2 separate regions of the Mus musculus genome follow, and region 1 is linked to region 2. A link is a loop called in an ENCODE intact Hi-C map of the cell type or tissue named here. Cell type or tissue: left cerebral cortex. All regions are shown on one strand.

Evidence for each region. Peaks named below come from ENCODE experiments on the same cell type or tissue, not always from the same donor. Only the 100,000 strongest peaks of a DNase experiment are listed, where the experiment ranks them.
Region 1: a loop joins it to region 2, with 2.0 times the contacts of the local background. A loop is called at or near these places in 2 of 42 quality-filtered maps.

Annotation. Positions count from the first base shown.
Region 1 is chr14:21,479,340-21,487,339 of GRCm38, forward strand. Gm30363 (a long non-coding RNA gene) reads right to left here and starts at 4,281. Exons shown (of 3, transcript XR_874393.3): 1 at 4,193-4,281. In left cerebral cortex, a CTCF peak has its summit at 7,534 (motif pointing right); no DNase peak of the experiment used is centred here.
Region 2 is chr14:21,382,817-21,390,816 of GRCm38, forward strand. All of the region lies in intron 9 of Adk (adenosine kinase), which reads left to right. Among named protein-coding and RNA genes, the nearest start is that of Gm52152, 32 kb to the right of the region's middle. In left cerebral cortex, no CTCF peak of the experiment used is centred here; no DNase peak of the experiment used is centred here.

The DNA.
Region 1 (8,000 bases), 97 kb after region 2:
ATGCTACAGGATACATCTTACACTGGGCCATACAAAGGGTTTTCAATACATTTAAAAGGATTAAAATCATGTAATCTGCCTCTGATCACAATGAAATGAATGTTGTGTTCTATAGCAGAAGCAAATCAGAAATATGTGGAAATTATACAGCCAGAGGGTCAAAGATAACAGCAGGGAAATTGGAAAACATTTTCAGATGAATAAAGTGAAAAATCCAACAAGCCCCCCCCCCTTGGAACACAGAAAGAGCGGTGCCTGAGGGAGAATGTACCCTGTAAGAGCCTGCATAAAAAAGATTTTAGTAACCAGGAGTTAGCAAGAGAGCTGCTCGGGGGTGAAGCGCACTCCCTGCTCTGGCAGAGCCCTTGAACTTGCCTCAGGAAAGCAGAGGACTGAGGTTCAGTTTCCAGCACTCACACTCATACTCAATCACCTGTTTAACTCCAGGTCGAGGGCATCTGGTGCCCTCTTCTGGCCTCTGTGGGTGCCAAGCACATAAGTAGTACCCGTGCACACAGATGGGCAAAACACTAGGACACATGAAAATAAATACACCGATCTTTAGGGTCCGAAAGACAGCTCAGAAGTTAAGAGCGCATCCTGCTTCCACAGGACTCAGGGTTGGCTCCCAGAGCCAGCATGGCCCAGCTTTCTTCTGCCTCCAGCTGGAGCTCCACGGAGAGGGCACTGTTTTCTGGCCTCACTCACAAGTGCATGCACACTGAGCCCCACAAGCACAAATTCTTCTTTTTTTTTTTGTTTGTTTTTTGAGACAGGGTTTCTCTGTATGGCCTTGGCTGTCCTGGAACTCCCTCTGTAGACCAGGCTGGCCTCGAACTCAGAAATTCGCCTGCCTCTGCCTTCCAAGTGCTGGGATTAAAGGCATGCGCCATCACTGCCCGGTGTAAAAATAATTCTTAAAAACAAAAGACAGACCCCAGTAAAAACCAAACGATGGCAGCTTCTGGGTGTAAGCCTGGTCCTTGGAAGGTGGAGTAGGGTGTCAGGAGTTCAAGGTCAGTGTCTGCTAAGTGAGGAGTTCGAGGCAAGCCTGAGCGTCTCTCTCAACAGAACAAATCAAATCAAAACAAAAAAATACCTACAACAATCTGAGCAAACCTGTAACCAGAGAGTAACTCAGCCCTCAGGGCTTCCCAAGAGCAACTCAGCATTAGGAGCACTTGCTGCACTTCTGGGAGGCCCAGATTTGGCTCCCAGCAGCCTGTAACTCCAGCTCTGGGTGATCCAATGCCTTCTTCCACCTCTGAGGGCAATGTGTGTATGTGGTGCACATTGTTCACAGAAAAGAAGTGCACAAAGCAGTATCAAAAAGGACAGAGGACCTCCCAAAAACCTGGTGTGGTAGTTAATACCTGTAATCCCTCAGAACTCAGGAGCTGAGGCAGGAGAAGGGCTGTGAGTATCAGGCTAGACTAAAAAAACAAAAACAAGCCAGGAGGTGGTGGCACACGCCTTTAATCCCAGTAATTGGGAGGCAGAAGCAGGCGGAAACCCTGTCTCGAAAAAACCAAAACCAAAACCAAAAAACCAAACCCAACACAAACAAACAAACAAACAAAAGCCAAAAACCAAAAAACTGGGACTTAGCTTAGTGGGAGAGTATTTGCTTAGCTTGTGTGAGGCCCTAAATTCAATTCTCAAAGGTACTAGAAAACCAAACAAACCAAACCTGAAAGGGCTAGATCTACATCAATAGTAGTGTGCCTTGCAAAAAAATCAGTTTAAAATCATACCAAAAGACCATGTAAAGCAGAAAATAGGCAAATGGATACATTTATGAACAAGATTAACCAAAAAACTGGGCAAGGTAATTTCAGTACTGAAAGGCTTCGCAGGAGGATCATGTGTTCAAGACTAGCCTCAACGGCTTGGTGAGAGGGAGCAAGAGGGAGGAATGGAAGGAAAGAGAGGGCGAGGCAGAGAACATAAGAACTGCAAAAGATCCTAAAGAGAGGAGAACCTGAGCTAGCAATAGGGCTGTGGCAGTTTGAATAAAATGTCTCCCATAAGCCTGTGGGCAAAGGAGGTGTGGCTTTGTTGGAATAGGTATGGTCTTCTTGGAGGAAGTCAGTCAGTTCACTTCCGGCCGCCTGCGGATCCAGATGTGACTCTCAGCTCTTTCTCCAGCACCATGTCTGCCTGCATGCCGACGTGCTTCCCACTATGAGGATCATGGACTAAGCCTCTGAAACTGTAAGCTAGCCCCAATTAAATGTTTCCTTTTTAAGAGTTGGCATGGTCATGGTGTCTCTTCACCGCAAAAGAAACCCAAACTGAGACAGAAATTGATAGCAGGGACTGAGGTATTGCTAGGCCTGACCATGCTTTTGTTGGGAAGAATGTGGACTTTGGGACTGTCTTAAGCATACTCCATAACGCCCCGCTTTTTTTTAAAACCCAGGTAAACAAGAATAGAGTCCAGCCATGGGTACTTAATGAGTTACAGGGCAGTGTGAGACCATTTTCAAAAAACAAACAAACAAAATCAACAAAAATAAAAGGGGCTGGAGATACAATACAGCGCATAGCTCAGTGAGAGAACCCTTGCCTGCTTGCTTATGCTCAAGGCTCTAGGCTCAAGCACCAGTACTGAAAATTGAACAATCACCTATGCCAATGTGACCTGGTGTGACCAAATCATAAAACATGTGCTTAGCATGTTTAGCGACCTGGGTCTATCCCAACTCTAAATTAACAGAGCACAGTGGGGCAGTGCCGATACACTTTAATCTCGGCCCTTGGGAGTAAATGGTGGATTTTCGTTGACTTGCAAAGGCTGTATTTTTCTCTGACCATTTTCCCCACCATATTTTCCCCATAGAAATGCCCAGTGCACCGGGCAGTGATGGTACACACCTTTAATCCCAGCACTTGGGAGTTCGAGGCCAGCCTGGTCCACAGAGTGAGTTTAAGGATAGCTAGGGCTACACAGAGAAACCCTGTGTGGGGGCAAGTGGGGGAAAGAGCTGCCCAGTGCTCAGGTGAGGTGGCTGCAGGGCCTGTATCAGAGAAGCTGCTGTACTTTCTCAGTTCTGAAGAAGGAAACTTGTTATTCGAAAGTTTTCCCTAGGGAGCCTTAGCCCCAGGGGCAGCCCGGGCCACCTCCTAAGTCCCCTCCCTAAAGTGAGCCAGGCTTTCAGCGAAGCTTCTATAAGCTGTTTCTCCTGTGCTGTGAATACTTCCAACGAACTCTCAGTAGGCAAACCTTCCTTCCCTTCTCTGCCTCCTCTTTCTGTTATGATGATGATGATGATGATTGGTGACACATATGCCAGAGTGCACATGTGGAGGTCAGAGGACAGTTTTATGGAGTTGGCTCTCTTCTTCCACCTTTAAGTATGTTTGGGGAATTGAGCATGGGTCACCAGTCTTTTGAGGCAAGCACCTTTTCTGTTCTAAGTAATTAATGTTATGGGGGCTGAGACAAGAGCTTAGTCTGCAAGGTACTTGCTTTGTGAGCATAACGGCCTGGGTTTGGTGCCTAGAACTCAACCTGACTTAGTGACTTAAGCTTGTAACAAGAGCGTGCCCAGGACATAGGAGGACCCAGCAGAATCTATTGGGTGCACTCTAATGAGGGGCCCTGTCTCAAACAAAATCCAGGTGGATGGCACCTGAGGAAGGACACTGGAGGTTGACCTCTGGATTCCACAAGCGCACCCACACACATAAACATGTACACCCCCACACTCCACCATTAACACTGTAAGGCTATAGGGATGTAACGAAGCTAGTAAAATTCTTGCCCTAGCATGTAGGAAGCCATGGCTTCAATCTCTAAACCACACTGGAATGGTGGGACATACTTGTAATCTCAAGCACTTGAAAGAAGAGTTTAAGGCTATCCTCAGCTGCATATTGTATGAACCTAGGCTAAGCTTCTTGAGACCTTGTCTCAAAACACACACAGAAATACAGACACACATATTTTTGAATTAGAAATTATATATCCTTAAGCAATACCAGTTGTAAATAAAAGCAGTAAATAATGTTATGTATTGTGGGGGTCTGGTGGCGCACACATTTATTCCCAGCACTTGGGAGGCAGAGGCAGGCAGATTTCTGAGTTCGAGGCCAGCTTGGTCTACAGAGTGAGTTCCAGGACAGCCAGGGCTATACAGAGAAACCCTGTCTTGAAAAACCAAAAAGAATGTTACATATTAAAACTCACCCATGCCATGTGAAGTGGCGCACACCATTCATCCAGCACTTGGAGATCTCTCAGATCTGGTCTACACAGTGAGTCCCAGCCAGTCAGAATAATGTAATGAGACCCTTTCTTGAAACAAACAAAAATGAAAATGGTAAATTTTAAGAAACATGTATTTTTTTCCTAATTAACATCAACAAAACTGCTGGGCACATTAAAATCCCATATTTAAATCCCAGTACTCAGGAGGCAGAGGCAGATAGATCTCTGAATTGGAGGCTAGCCTGGTCTACAGGGTGAGTTCTAGGTCAGGGTACACAAACCCTGTCTGTTATACCCAAATCAACCCCATTCAAACCAACCCCAAAACCAGCAACAAATGTAAGTTATTAAAAGGAGACAGAACCAAAGCAAGTGAGGGCAACTGGAGTGTAGGGGCCCTGGGAGGGAGCAGAAGGAGGGGTGCTCCTGAGGTCACAGAAACAAAACTTAGCTAACACCCTAAACTTTAACTCAGGCAACACTGGGCAGATCCAAAGGAACCGGGCCACTAAAATTGTTACAAAAGTGGAGGCACTGATCTGCACCGGAGAGACAGTTAAATGAAACATCAGATCTAGGTTTGGCTCCTGGTCTAAGAAAGAAAAAGCTATAAAAGCCTTTATTGGGACACTTAGTGATATTTGAATATGAATTCCAGGTTTGATAACAGCAATTTAACAAAGCCACATTTTCTGAATTTGATAATTATGTGATCATTTAAAAGGGTGTCCTTGATGTTAGTGAAAGCTGGACCTATTTAAGGGGTAAAAGTCTTAAGTCTACTCTCAATCACAGAGCATTGCAGAGATAATAGTATACACAGTAGGGGGTTATAAAGAGAATGGGCAAACCTCTGTCCACGGAGTCTGGTTGAGCGCATAGGAGTTTGTTTAAGTGATTTTGCAGCTGCTCTTTGACCATCATATCACATGAGTTCTTCTGATGCAAGATTGAAAAGGTCTTTTGTTTTATGATGTTTTTGAGTCAGGGTCTCATGCAGTCAAAAACTCATGATATGGCTGAAGATGATCTTGATGGAGTGAGTGATGGTTAGAGTGGGTGCCTCAGGCTCTGGGGAGAGGGTCAGTCATGCAAGGAAAGCAACTACAGTCCTCCTTGCCATGTATCGTGTCCCCTTGCTCTTGGAAGTCCTGAGTGACATTGATGTTCTTAGCTTATAGAATGTGTCTCTTGCATTATGGCACCGATGGCTAAGAGCCAAAATGAAATCAGTCTGAGGTAACAAAGTTCACTTTGTACTTCTGCCCATGGACAATGAGCCACACACACACACACACACACACACACACGCGCGCGCACCCGGGACAGCATGTGCGGGAGGGTGGGGATAGGCACTGTACAGCTGGGTGGGGTTGGGTAAGGTCGGATAGCATAGGAGGTGGGGCAACAGTATTCAGGGCAGAGGGCATGGGAGCGGGCAACCTGGGGGTAGCATAGGTGCTGGGTGTCAGTTCTGGGAGAGAGCACAGGTGCCAAGAGGGCCCGCTCCAGTGTTGGTTCTTCTCCACCTTCTCATTACTTGGTTCTTCCAGGTATAGACAGGGTCTCTTCAAGGGTCCTTGGATTAGAGTTAATCACTTTCATAACCCAGTCTAGGCCACCCTTGGTCTTGGAAGACTACAGGCTTCTGGAGCTGCTCTGGCCCAGGGGATGCTGGGAGTCAGTGAGTGTGGAACTCTGCAGGGACCCTGGCTGGGGCTGGCATGGGGACTTATGGGCAGAGGCTGGGATGAACCTGTCTGTATTTATCTGTTCTAGACTGTGGAGGCTGCTGTCTGAGCTGGGGTAATGTTTTAGAAATCTCATTTTGTCACAATTGAAGAAGGCTGGTAGAGCTCCAGCTAGCTTTCTCCTTTTAGACTCCTTAGAAGGAGTCACCTGTCTACTTGCCACTTAAGCAGAGTCACAGCCCTGAAAGGTATCTGTCTCTTGGCTGCCCACGTGGGCTTCAGATGGTGAACTGGACAGCCATGGCCCTGGCCTTCCAGAAGCCCAGGAAAATATGAATTAGTGGATTTCAACAGTGCAGTGTCTCATAGCAACAGAAAAAGCAATTGCAGAGCACCTAGGCAGATTGTAGGGTTTTTTTTGTTTTTTGTTTTTTTGTTTTTTTTTTTTTTTGAGGCAAGACATTGTGTTGCCCAGGCTGGTTTCAAACTTGCTAGCTAACCTTAATCTGACCTTGAATTTATTTATTTATTTGGTTTTTTCGAGACAGGGTTTCTCTGTATAGCCCTGGCTGTCCTGGAGCTCACTTTGTAGACCATGCTAGCCTCGAACTCAGAAATCCGCCTGCCTCTGCCTCCCAAGTGCTGGGATTAAAGGCGTGTGCCGCCGCCGCCCGGCATATTTTTATTTTAAAATTAATTACGTGTGTGTGTGTGTGTGTGTGTGTGTGTGTGTGTGTGTGTGTGTAGGTGCACAGGTGTAGGTAGCTCCTGAGGAGGTCAGTGGTTTCAGATAGCCTGGAGCTGGAGTTCCAGGTGGTTCTGAGCCCCCTGCGATGGGTGCTGGGAACTGTACTGTTGGTCCTCTGCGGGAGCAAGCAATACTGATCTTTACTAAGCCATCTGTCTGGTTCCTTGACCTTGTCATCTTGACTTTCCTGCTTCCTAAATGCAGTTATAGACATGAGCCACTATACCTGACCTAACATTTTTTTTTTATTAAAAAAACTCTAATGGCTGCCAGGAACCCAGTATGGGGGTTCAAAGAAAAGGAAATACAAATGCCTTTTAAACGCATGAAAAGGAACACCCAAGTTCTAGTCAAAGAAATGCAAATTGAATTTTGATGGGATATCTCCTGTTGGGTGGTACAGAACCTTTGGCTGATAGCTGGTGCTGTTCTCAAAACTCCCTCTGAGGCAAGTCTAGACCCACCTGCTGACTTTTACTTTAAAATTCAAAACTGTAAGCTGAGTGGGTGCTACAGATTTCTGGTATCAGCCTTCAGCGGGTTGAGGCAGATGGGTCGAGAGTTCAAGTACATATGGGCTTTTATAGCTGGCCCCTACATTTTTAAAAACGTGTCATTTATTTTTATTTCATTGGTGTTTTGCTGCACGTGTGCATGTGAGGGTGTCAGAAGCCCTGGAAGTGAGTCACAGAAAGGTGTGAACTGCCGTGTGGGTGCTGGGGATTGTACTCGGGGCATCTCAACTGCGGAATCATCACTTTAGCCATCAAAATACATTATTTATTATATTTGTGTGTTTATATATATATATATATATATATATATATATATATATATATATATATATACTGTTGCTGTTTTCAGACACCCCAGAAGAGGGCATCAGATCTCATTACAGATGGTTGTGAGGCACTGTATGGTTGCTGGGATTTGAACTCAGGACCTCTGGCAAAGCAGTCAGTGCTCTTAACTGCTGGACCATCTCTCCAGCCCCAAAATACATTTTAAAAAGACATTCTGATAGTAGGGTGTTTGTAATTCAATGAATGATACTCATCGCTGAAGATAAATGTATTTCTAAAAAAAGCATTGACAATATTTTTAATGTTTATTAATCTAGAAAGGAAGAAGTCTCATGACCACCGTGGACTTAGTGCCTAGTCATTCCAAACACTCTGTATGTGTATTGGCTAGTACTACTTTTGTGAGTTGCTCATGTTGAATTGTGTGTTCAGCTGCATTTAAATATTTATTTTGAGAGGGGCAGGGCCTCACTATGTTATATGTTACCCAGGCTGGGCTTGAACTTGTGACTCAAGTGATCTTCCTCCTTGGCCTTCCAGCTGCT
Region 2 (8,000 bases):
AACAAAATGGGGTATGGAGAGACACATGAGAAATGATTTACTCATCCTCCTTGTTTACAGACTTACCAAAAGACAAAATCAAGATTTCCTTCAAAAGCAGTCAGTGGATGGCAGTTAAGTGAAATCCCATGAACTAAGACTGGTCAGGTGTTGATTGCCAACGTTGGGCATTGGATACAAGGGGAATCATGGTGCCATTATACCTGCTTAGATATATATTTGAATTTTTAGTGCTGAGAGCTATTGAAAAACTAAAGCAAAATTTCAAACACATTTATATTTGAATTTTTTAGTGCTGAGAGCTATTGAAAAACTAAAGCAAAATTTCAAACACATTCTAGCATGTTAAGTGACTTTCCCAAAAAGATAAATATCCTTGCTAAGCCTTGAATTCTTGAAGGGGCTTAAAATAAGGGGCAGTGCAGTTTAGGAGATGCGCGTAAGCAAAGGCTCCAGGTGCTGGGCAGCCCTTCACTGAGGTGGCAGGCAAAGGCATGTGGTGAAGTTTTGTAAGAAAGAAGTCACCCATGAGAGGGTATTTCTACATGACACACACAGGTCACTCTTCTGCTAGTATGTAGACCAGTTCTGACTGGAACCAGGTAGGCTTCTTATAGGAGATGTAACCCTACCTCCAGGTCCATAAGATGCTACTGGGATGGTCTTTGTGGAGACATACGTTTTTAAGTCTTTCTGTATCCAAGATCATGTCGCATACAAGCCTCTTCCTCACTCTCAATTTGCGTAATTTTCTCCAGAATGAAATTTGGCCTCCCTATCTTATAACTGATTTTTTTGTGTGTGTGAACTTGCTTTATGCTTTATTAACTCTATTAAGCCACTCCTATGAATGCTTCTAGTCGGAAATTTATTTGATGCAAGACATAGCTAATCTTGCCATTCCTACATATGAAAATGAACTTAGAGGATGTGGTATATTGCAACGCATGATAAATACAAGATGGATAGAGAATCTGTTCACTGGTGTCAGCTACAAAAGCAAACATGATAAATGTTAATGCAGTTCTGAGCCCTGGGATAAGCTATTCAGTGTACACGCGTAGCTGAGTCTCTTTGCTGTGTTGTTATTCATGGCAGCCAAATAAATGTCAATAATAAAAGAGAATTAAAGATTTTCATTTCCCAGAGGCAGTCCTCTAATACAGCTTGATCTTTCATTTCATTTGTAATTCGTTCTCATGTCAGGATGCAATCATTCGCCAGGCTCTGGGTGTCATGTTAAGTCATTTAATAATGATTAAGGACATAAAGATGCTTGGCCTGTGGGGCAATTCACAGAAGAGATGCCAATTTGTTATTGTTTTCCCTCCTTTCCTACTGAATATGGATCAGCCTTTTCCCACCTCCTAGCATTAAAATACTAATGGAAGATAGGGAGGGAAAGTGTCCCTTAATTTACCATAAGTGACATTCCAGAATGGTACAAGGCAGTGCTAACACACTTATTAAAGCACTAATTAGGACTCATTGTGCCTTAAACCTCACACTGTGGAGTATTTTCAAATGATCACACTGTTAAGGCATTTAGCAATAATGTTAACAAAAATCAATTCCCTTGCCATTTTTTTTCCTAGAAACCATCTCCTTTTGAGATATGATCTTTATAAACCACTTTTTCTCATAGAGGCTCGTAACTGAAAGGCCGGTGCTATCATATGCAAATAAATCATCGAGTGAGTTTTGAGTAAATGTAAACCTTCCTTTTTAAAGTATCTTCCCCGCTGTAACAATCCCACTCTGAGCACCATTAGGATGGGCATCCTCGGGGAAGTGTGTGAGGATGCCAGTGAAAGGGTCTGGAGGAAAGCTGTATATTTCGAGGAAGTTTCCCCTCAGGTGATAGAGCTATTCTATCTGTTCTCATCTCTCACCTTGAGAATCATCCAGTTAAGTAGTTTGACTCAAGGGCCACGTTTTATGATTCTGTGGAATGGTGGAAGCAGAATAAATAACCAAACACCGTCTTCAGTAAGTCGGAACTTGATAGATGCCGCTTTTTCTTTACTCCATCCAAAAATACCAAGCACTAGGGGCTGGACAAATGGCTCAGTGCTTAAGAGTATATGCTGCTCTTCCAGAAGGCCCTAGTCCAATTCCTAGCATCCATGTTGGACATGTAACTCCAGCTCCAAGGACCCCAATGCCCTCTTCTGGCCCTCTGTGAGTACCTACCTGCATGTGACACACATTCACACAGATACATAAATAAAAATGATTTTAAAGAAAACAAAGTGTCAAGGGGACTGGAGAGATGGCTCAGCCCTTAAAAACACTAGCTACATCTAACAATGTCCTAAGTTCTTTTATTATTGGTAAATGGAGGTACTAAAGTAACCTCTCATCTTCCCAAGTCCTTAAATCAACTTCATCTTAGCTCTCCTGCTCTCCAGACACACAAAGTGCTCTCTAGCACTGGATAATAAAAAAATAAAAAGAGTTTGTGTAAAACTCAGAAAGCACACGATACAAAATGATGCAGATTCTAGGGGTTAGAAAGATGGTTCAGCAGTTACAAGCACCTGCTGTCAGGCCATTAGGTCTGAGTTTGGATCCCAACACTCATCTAAGAAGGACACTCCCCATGTTCACCAGTAGCCCGGTTCCAAAGCAGTTGGAAACAGAAGGATGACTGGGGCTTGCTGCCTTCCACCCTAGTCAAGAAAACACAAGCCGCAGGCTTAGAGAGAGCCTCTGCTTTGAAGGAACAGATGGAGGAGGATAAAGGGAGATACTTAACTCCTTCTCCTGGCCTCCGCATTTGTGTGCACTCCACTCACACACATAGAAAAGTTCTATATAAAGTCTTCCCTGGAGTGGTTAAGAGAATAATGCCAGCTACAATTCCAGCTACTCCTGCTACCAAGTATTCATGTACATCACCTTGAAAAGTCTAGCTGGAAAGCTGGTTCAATGGTTAAGAGTCCATACTGCTCTTGTAGGAGACTCAAGTTCAATTCCCTGTGCCCAGGTCAGACAGCTAAGAGCTGTCTGTCACTTGAGCTCCAAGGGATCCAGCACCTCTGGCCTGCCCAGGCACGTGCACTCACGTGCTCATGCCCACACTGAGACATGCATGCATATACACACTTAGAATAAATACTATTAGAAAAGAAAATGTCATCTTTGCAGCAACCAGCTTTAAAGGTTGATCTTGTTGACATAGGTTGGTGATAGTACGAACAATTTAAATGACATCCATTTAGAATGTCTGTATGTGGTGTGGGGGATTTTGCCTACATGCATGTCTATGCACCGCATGGGTGCCTGGTGCCCAAGGAGTCCACAAGAGGGCATTAGATCCCTTATAACTGGAGTTACAGTCAGTTGTGAGCCACCAGAGATGCTGTGAATCAAACCCAGGTACTCTGGGAAAGTGGCCAGTGTTCTTAAATCTCTGACTATCTCTCCAGACCCACTGGTAAAAACTGGTGTCTGGGGTAAGGTAGGGGTATAGTAATGCCCGCCCACCATGGCATAAGTATAGAAACAGGGAGACAGCTTACAGGAGTTGGCTCTTTTCTCCCATCATTTAGGTCCCAGGGATTGAACTCAGGTCAGCAGGTTTGGTAATGCCTTTACCCTCTAAGCCACCTTGCCAGACCCTCTCCCTTCCTCTGGTGAGATTTTAATAAATAGTCCTTACCTTGTGAACAAGTGAGTTGTTCCTGCAGAGCTTTGTTATTAACCAAGAAGTCAAAATATTGTTGGACCTGGGCATGGTAGCTCATGCCTATGATGCTAGCACTCAGGATACTGAGGCAAGAATTCTCATTCAGACTAGCCTGGGCTACAGGGTGTCTTAAGGTCAGCCTGGGCTACAAAGTGAGACCCTGTCTTTTAAAAAGCAAAATAAAACAAAAGTAATTTAGAATATCATGTGGGATAATTTAGAATATCCTGACAAAATTATATTGTGCGTGATTTGTATAGTGTATTGTTCTCAGTCCTGAAAAAAATACAACTTCCCCCAGCTGCCATGTTTCTCTCAAACAGGATCCTGCTGCAATGCAAAAGAGCCCATACTGAGAAAGTAGTGTTGGTTTCTACAAGGATCTGTTAAGGCAGATTAATGCAATGCAGACTACACATATTAAAACTTACATATTAATGCAATATATACTAAAAACTTATACAGTCAAACTTACATATACTTTCCTTTAAAATGCCAAAAAAGTGTACTGAGCTCTAATATGCAGACTTGGTACAACGTTTTAATTATTAACTTACGTTCATGTAACTGCAACCACATAAAGAAACACAGCCCCATGACTGTAACAGGAGGATCGTGAGTTAGTTTGATGATAAGATCACTTAGCCGGACCCTCTCCAAAGGAGGGAGGGATGGGGAAGAGGAGAGAGACACAGTACCACAGCCCTTCAGAAACCCCTCTCATGCTCCCCACCAAGTCTGCCCCACTCCTAGAAACCGTTTTCTCACCTTCTCTTGGTAGCTGTTAGTCCTGGTTTGGAATGGATTCACTAGTGTGCAGAATTTTTGTATGGCACTGTTTCTATCCTTAACTTGCACACTTCCTATCTTTTTAACAACAAAGATGACCCCAGGAATGTGATGTATTTTTTCTGTTGCTTCCTGAATCTTTGCCAAGGAACTCAGTTTCCCTTCCTCGGAGCACGGTATTCAGAAACACGAATCTGGACTCCTTGAGCTCCTCATTGCTTCTAGGCCTTTGGAGCAGAGCGTGGCAAGATGCGTATTATGCATTATAATAAGCTGTGCATGCATGTGACGGTCGCTCCAGCCTGTGCCCTTTCCTTGTTTATAACTTTCCCTCCCGCCTTGGGTTCTAAATGCATTGTTGCTTGTCCCATCATAAAGTCGTTTTGGATTGTTTACCCACACCCTTGTGAGCGCCTGTTGTACTTACAGTAAGCGTCTGTCATCTGGAGTCACTTGAGCTGCTGCTTTCTTCCATCCACATGCGCAGGGTTACAATATTCATTTGTGATACAGGTATTTTCTTTGGCTGGTATGTATATTCTATCTTGGTTTCCGTTTATATCCTGGTTAATTTTTTTTCAATGAATGAAATTTATCCTTTGTAATGTCAAATCCTACAGATAGTAAAGATTTTGATCTTTCAGTCCCAAATTTCCAAAGGATTGTACCAGTCTCCACTCTAACCAGTATATGGCACTCTAATGATTCCAGTGCTCCGCTAGCATTTGTTACTGTGTATCTTTTTAATCATAGCCATTCTGGTGAGGGCATAATGGTATTTCAATATGCTTTGGCTGGAATTTTCCTGGTATATAGTAAGTGTGCATGTTTGCACCTAAGTAACTTGTAGGATATTTCTTTTGAAGTCTCTCTTCCATACTGGGGGGTCTTTTCAACTTAAAATTCTTTTTTTGTACCTTGCATTTGATATCATTTTTGTGTGACAAGATTTTATTATGTAGCCCAGGCTGGCCTCAAACTTGCAATCCTCTTGCTTCACCCACAACCAAGTACTAAGAGTATAGTCATTAATGCTTCCTTAAGTCTACTTGGATATGTTGGCCCTGTTCCCCCTTCTCAACTTAGGCATTTTTCTGTATTTCATTGAATAGTTTTCTGTGCCTTTATTCTGTATCTTATTTATCTCTGATCATAACTAATACTTGATTTCTTTTATTAATTTTTTTTTTGTGATAAAACAACCAAAACCAGCTTAGGGGAGGGAAGAGTATATGTCCACCTACAGGTCATAGTTTGTCACTGAAGGAAGGCAGGACAAGAACCAGAAGTAGTTGCTTGTTGGCTTGCCATAAGGTTCATACTTAGCTAACTTGCTAATACAGCCCAGGACCATCTGCCCAGGTGGGTTGGTCCTTATGACATCAATTAACAATTTAGAAAATTCCCCACAGACATGCCCATAAGCCAGTTCGTTTTGGGTAATGCCCCAATTGAGACTCCTTCTCAGATAGCCCTAGGCTGTGTCAGGTTGACACTTACAGCTGACTTGGGCACTCTTCTAGACCACAGTCATAGCTTTGATCTCTTTCTCTTAACGGTGCCCCAGAGTATTTTGTTGGGTTTTATTTCTTTTTGGATGGTTTCATGTCAACCACTCCATCTTTCCGTATCTTGGGAGCTTCTCAATGTCGTGGTGCCTTGCTCTCTCACACCAGTGTTAATAAATGAAGGAGGGGGCAAGGAAAGTGAAGCAGAATAAAGGGAAGAGAATGTGAGTGGGGGAAGATAGAACAAGTCCAGTTGTGAAATAGATTTTATGATATGTGAATAACACTAGGTAAATGGGAATAGAAATGAAAAGCATAAAAGTTTTAAAAGCAAAGACATCCAACAGTACTTTTTAAATGAAAAGAAGGAATAAAGAGAGTCTGTTTTGTAAAATAAGGCAAAGAAGGAGCATGAGGTAGTCACTGGAGAAGAACACTTGCCATCAACTCAACAACCTGAGTTGATCCAAAAAACCCTACTGATGGGCTTTGTGTTTTGTTTTGTTTTGTTTTGTTTTGTTTTTAAGAAGACAAAGCATTAAAGAGGCTTTTCTCTGAGTCTCCCAGTATTGGAATCAGTCTGGGGTGAGGCTGGTTTGCTGGATTGTATTGTAGCTCCTTTGTGTTGCAATGGTTTCTGCTACTGTCCTATGCTGGCTGAGGACTGGTCCAGCCACAGGTAGATATGATGTCAGTGTTAAACTCTGTTCACTTTACAGACTTACTTCTTTCTTTGTGTACCTGGAGACTGCTAGCCCACAAATGTTATATTCTGTAGATCAGGCAGGTTACTCTTCTTTCCAGAGTAAACCACCCCCACCCCATCCTGCCTGGAACATTCAGGGGCATCAGGGTTCCTGGGCAAGGGATAGATAGTTCTCAGTACATAAAGACGAGATAGCAAAAGGCCTGGAAGGGGAACAAAGGGTAATGGGCACTCTGCCTGCTGCTGACAGTTTTCAGGCCCTGTGTGTCAGTCAACTATGGGGGAAGAGGTATATGATTGCCACTCTGGTCACCCACTCTGCCAGGGTTGCAGATGGAGGCTGTTTCCCTCTTCGTTGGCTTTCTTTTCTCCCTGCTTTTAACTCTCCTGTCACCAGCTTGATCACCCATGGACTTCCTGTTTCTATCCTCAGAAGTAGTCTCTGTTACCCTGACTCTTCTTACTCAGTGTTACCTGGAGTAAATGTCCCGCCTCACCCTGGGCCTCCCACCCCTGATCTGCATAGCTGGAATCAACATCAGAGAAAGAGTGAGTCCCACTTCCCAGGGCAAATCCTCTCCATTGAATTCTGTATGACACACTTGCCCTCTGTGACTCATGTTTTCATGAAGGAATTATTTCACCATGTTATTTCCTCTGCATATGGTTTAAACCTGTAGTGCTTAGAAGGTTGCAGGAGGAACGGTGGCTGGAGACCCAGAGAACAAAGGCCCTGGAAGGTCTGTGGAACCTTCCCAGGGTTCCTTTATCTGCCTGAGCTGCTGTTGTATCTCGGTACCCAGGAACTTCTGAGACAAACCATGACCTTGACTTTCTGCGCTATGAGATTGGATTTGCCATTTTATATCTATCATAAATTAGAGATCATTGCAAGGTTGCTGTGAAGGATCAGCTTTGCTGTTTGTTATGATCACATCAACACTGTGTTTGCAGATAGCCCGTCTGGGGTCTGTTAAGCATTTAAACCTTAAGCCTTCATAACAAATCCGTAAATATTAACGATCTTCAGCCTTAACTCTAGGAACTTTTGGAACTTGGATCATGGAGAAGTCAGGGCAGGTTTGGAAATAGACTGGTGTTTCTTGGTTTCTATCATAACATTTGTATATTCAAATTAATCTTGTTAGATTTTTTTTAATACAAAGATCTGTTGGAAGAAAAGGAGAATATCATGTGTTTTCATTTCATTTCATTTTGAGATCATATTTACTTTTATTTTGTGTGCGTAAGTGTCTGCTTGAATGTGCTTATAATGTCTGTGCAATAGGTGCTTGTAATGCCTGCA